Linked DNA regions of Homo sapiens: region 1 is linked to region 2. Evidence: chromatin loops called from intact Hi-C (ENCODE). Cell type or tissue: CD4-positive, alpha-beta T cell. All regions are shown on one strand.

What was found. Peaks named below come from ENCODE experiments on the same cell type or tissue, not always from the same donor. Only the 100,000 strongest peaks of a DNase experiment are listed, where the experiment ranks them.
Region 1: a loop joins it to region 2, with 2.5 times the contacts of the local background. A loop is called at or near these places in 1 of 110 quality-filtered maps.

The regions. Positions count from the first base shown.
Region 1 is chr14:24,691,741-24,694,240 of GRCh38, reverse strand. No RefSeq gene overlaps it. Among named protein-coding and RNA genes, the nearest start is that of GZMB, 59 kb to the right of the region's middle. In CD4-positive, alpha-beta T cell, no CTCF peak of the experiment used is centred here; a DNase peak (open chromatin) is centred at 1,040; H3K27ac peaks cover 973 bases.
Region 2 is chr14:24,463,665-24,466,164 of GRCh38, reverse strand. The region is part of intron 2 of LOC101927045 (a long non-coding RNA gene); the gene reads right to left. Among named protein-coding and RNA genes, the nearest start is that of SDR39U1, 22 kb to the right of the region's middle. In CD4-positive, alpha-beta T cell, no CTCF peak of the experiment used is centred here; no DNase peak of the experiment used is centred here.

The DNA of each region.
Region 1 (2,500 bases), 230 kb before region 2:
GGGCTGACAGTCTAGCATTTGATCCCCTGGGAAAATTTGTAGGCTTTAGTAAATGAATGGACCTTGAAGTTTTCCTTTGGGGGAGAGGTGCTATTTAAAACTCGGCAACAGCTGAATGCTAATGTACAGCAACAGCAGGAGCAGTGAAAGTTTGCTGCCATGCCTGAGCTAGGCCCCTAATTAATCAAACTCCCTTCCCTGTCCGCAGTCAATGCATTTTCTCTAATTTAGTTCAGTGCCACAGAGAAGAGTATATTCCTGCTATGAATAGAGTTCTAAAAGTTTACAGATTCTGAGGGTGGGAAGGTATCTTAGGTCCGCTGAATTCAAAAGCCTATTCCATGACATCAGTAATTCACTCCTTGATGCGTGGCCAAGCTGCAGGTGCCAACCTTCCTGCGTGGGGTCCCTTAACACAAGGGTGGGAAGGCCCCAAGCTATGTCCAATGTGTAGACAGCTCCTGGTTGATCCACCCAGTGGGACTCTGGGTCAAAAGAGGGGAGCCAGAGGCAGCAGGGATAACACAGCCAAGGTTTGTGGCTGGAACTGAGAGAGGATGCTGGGAGACAAAGGATAAGTGAGTGAAGATTTTAATGAGGAGGAAATGGTAAATGCAGGCATCAGAGATAAGGTGAGATGGCATAGAATGAAGTCCTCCCACCACGTTGAGCAAAACATCCCTCTTAGATGCCCACAGGTCCCACAGGTCCCAGGGGATTTGCAAGCCAGGGTGAAGTTTTCAGGGGTCCAAACTATCGCTAACAATGAAGGAGAACTTAAGGGGAAAATAAAATACCATTGAAAAATACTGAGAGAAGCATTGGGTTGGGCGTCAGGAGGTCTGTTTTCCAGTTCTGACCCCACCACTTGAGCCATTTGGGTAAGGGACTTAATCAAAATAGAGTGGTTTCATAGCTGTCAAAGCACTCAAAGCTATAGTCACTCAGCAGATTCAGTGCCAAATGACTTTCTGTTAAAGTCGTTCTACTTAGAACCCCCCACTTTGATCAAAAAGTTAACACATAGCTGACCACAAACCCCAAGCACTTTGGAAGGTGAGACATTGTCAGATTGCTGTGATAAGTAAATAGAGTACAGTGTGAAATTTCTAGAGGGCTGTCAGAAGAGAAGGCCTCTAACAGGAAATGCCGAAAGATCCTCCCAGTAGAATTTTTTTTTTCCCGGAAACTTCCTAAGAATCGCTCTAAATGTCACTATGCACAAACCCACTTGATCATCTCAATGGAACTGCGCCTTTCAGAAGTTCGACTGCGGCCCCAGCTATTGCTCTGAAACCCATCGCTGTGTTTGTGCTGAGACCTTGCCTCCCCAGGGCTGCTTCCAGCTCAAAACTGAGCATGACCGAGACTGAGACAGGCCCATTCCTCGGAAATGAGGGCCTCCTCTGATGCCCAGCTTTGACTAGGAGCCAGAACTATGTCTCAAACTGATGACTCTTTTGGCCCCTTTGACTTCCTGCCCACCTCAGACATTTCCCAAAGAGATCTCTTGCACATCTTATCCCATCTTTTTTTTTATTTTCTTTTTCTTTCTTTTTCTACTAAATAGATAAATATAAATATATATTTCTATTAAATATATAAATATAAATAAATATATAGTTCTATTAAATGTATAAATATAAATATATATTTAATTATATGTTATAATTAAATATATAGGAATTAAATTATAATTAAATTGTTTTAAAATTATAATTAAATTATAAATATATAATAACTTCTATATGTTTAATTATATATTATAATGTATTTCTGGAGAGAGAGAGAGAGAGACAGGGTCTTGCTCTGTTGCCCAGGCTAGAGCGCAGTGTGTGATCATGGCTCACTGCAACCTCAACTTCCTGGGCTCAAGCCATCCTCCCACTTCAGCCTCCCAAGTAGCTGGGACCACAGGTGTGCACCATAGTGCCTGGCTAATTTTTCTTTTTTTTTTTCTACTTTTTATAGAGGCAGAGTCTGCCTATGCTGGCCAGGCTGATCTCAAACTCCTGGGTTCAAATAATCCTCCTGCCTCAGCCTCCCAAAGTGCTGGGATTACAGGCACAAGCCACCATGTCCAGCCTTCATCCCATCTCGGTGCCTGCTTCCTGAAGGGCCTGGACTCACATGGCTTATTAACCAGTTCATAACTCATCGAATGAATGACTTTTTTTTTCGTTAAATTGTTTAGCCTTTTCAGGCAGAGCCACCAGCTCAGTCTCTACATAAATACAGTATTAAAAGTTTCACCCAGCTAAGCCAAAGTAGACATTTGGGTCTGGAACTAGCAGTGGGTCCCCTTTCTTATATCTGCGTTTTTTTGACTAATTTGCATTAAGGCTTAAAAAGTTTCGGGGACTAGAACTCAACCTGTATTAATAACTGGGGGCCAGGCATGAACAAATATGACTAGCAGACAACTGAAGGAGCAAAGAGAAACCAGGTTAGAATGAGGCACTAGGTACCTCTGAACATCCACCTGTGAACTGAAACTGTC
Region 2 (2,500 bases):
GCAGCATGCACTCATTAGAATAGCTAAAGTTAGAAAGATTGATAATATCAATATTGACAAGGAGAGCAACTGGAACTCTCCTACACTATTAGAGGAAGTGCCGTTAACAGCTCCGTCACTTTTCACTTTCTCAGTATCAGCTGAGAAACTGAAAATGCACATATCCTATGACATCAATTCATGCCTAAGAACACACCCAAAAGAAATCTCTGCATCCTAAAGCATGAACAAGAATATTCATTATAGCATGATATGTGAAACAGCCCAAAATTCCTTCAACAGTAGAATGAATAAATACTACTTATTTATTCATATAAATTATGGTACAGTGATACGATAGGATACTCCCCAGCAACAAAAATTAACTGCTATTACAATGACATTGATGAATCTCACAAGCATAATGTTAAGGGGAGCAAAAGCCAAACTTAAAAGGAGACCTATTGTGTCAGCACACTTATATAAAGAACAGAAACAAACAAAACTAATCTTTGGTGTTAAAAGTCAAGATGGCAGTCACATTTGGTGAGGGTGGAGATGTTAAGAATTAGGATGAGGCACATGGTTGTCGGGGGGCCTCTGATGTGGTGATGTCCTATTTCCTGACTAGGGTGGTGGTAACAGGGATGTGTTCACTTTGTGATTGCTCACTGAGTTACATTAGCAGAGCACCATGCTGCAATTAAAAGTTTGGTTTGAGCTGGGCATGGTAGCTCATGCCTGTAGTTCCAGCACCTTTCCAGGCCGAAGAGGATAGATCGCTTGAGGCCAGGTGTTTGAGACCAGCCTGAGCAACATGACAAAATCCTATCTCTACAAAAAAAAAAAATACAAAAATTAGCCAGCCATGCTGGGGTGCACCTGTAGTCCCAGGCACTCAGAAGGCTGAGGTGGGAGGGTCGATTGAGCCCAGGAGGTCAAGGTTGCAATGAGCTGTGATCTTGTCACTGCACTCCAGCCTAGGCAAGAGAGACCCTGTCTCAAAAAAAAAAAAAAAAAAAGTTTGGTACGTTGGTTTTTTTTTTTTTAAGTTGGTTTTCAGTCCCTGTGAGAATTTTTGGTTTCCTAATTTATAATTAACACTTTTCAGTGACCTCATTTTTTCCTCACCTTGTCAATTTTACCATATTTTAAGAGACATATTTTTACCCATAACAGCCTCTTTGATTATGCTATTAATCACCAAGGAAAAAATATTAAGTACATGAAAATATTGATCCAGAAATGGTTATTTCTTGAACTTCCACTGTGTCTGTAATTTACCTGGCTCATATGGGTTATTACCTTTTCATATTCTATTTTTCAATTTTTCATTAACTAATTTGCCTATTTTATCTCAGTTATCTCCCTTCTCCCATGAGGATATTGAATTTAACTGGGCATAAACACCACTGCTAAAAGAATTATAGCTAACACCTGGCCTGGTTTATATGCCAGTCTATTTTTATATCCCCAGATCTTAAAAACATCACCTTTAATTTCCATCATAATAAGGCATTTTCCACCATTTGTTTCATCAAGTAGTACTGTTTGCATTCAATTAACAGCTTCTATCATCTCATTTTTTACTCAGTCTTTGGGACAAGTCAGGTGATCTACAATAAAGAGCACCACTATTTCCTGTTCGCCAGGTGTGAAAAAGAAAAAGAAAAAAAAATACATATATATTAAGAGAAAAAGGAAAAAAGAGTACCTCCACTTTTTTACACTCATGTTTCACTGTTTTATCCATTCAATCTTGAAAAATAAAAGTATACTTTACCACCTCATTCACTCACTCAGTGGTTCCCAAAAAAGGATGCTAAATATGTTCTAGTAAGCCAATAAATACACAAGTTTACTTCATCTGACAATCTGCCTTCTCAAGCAACCTCCAAGAGTATATTGCATCATCAAATCGCAAATGTTTTATTATATGTGAGTGTGATTTTCAGATTCACATGAAAATGTAATTTCCTCCCATAGATATTTTATAAATTTTTGTTTTAAAATTACTTATGCCTTCCTCACATACAGGACCACTTTACCCTCATCTGCTTGTTCATATATCTTTCTTTTACTCTGGAATTATGTTCCAATCATCTTCTTCCCATTAAACCCCTGCTGATCAGATATGCCGTTAAGGGTTTCAAATCTCCTGTTCAGTAATCCGTGACCAAGCAATGAAATAGGACCACTTCTCACACCTGGTTTTGTGTGGCTTTTCTTGCCTGTTATCTATTTGCTACACTGTTGACTGGTCTCTTGACAGTTGAACCTGAGTACCCTATTGCTGTTGCTGTACTGCAAACTGCTCCATAATTTAGTGCCATAAAACAACCACAGGATTATTCTCATCGATTGCCTGGTCCAGGAATTTCAGAGCACAGCAGAGACACCTGGGCTATGCTCCATGAAGCCTGGTGCTTCATGTGGGAATACCTGAAGGCTGGGGGTGACTCAACAAGGACCAGAGTCATCTAGAGGCATCTTCATACACACATCTGGCAGTTGATGCTGG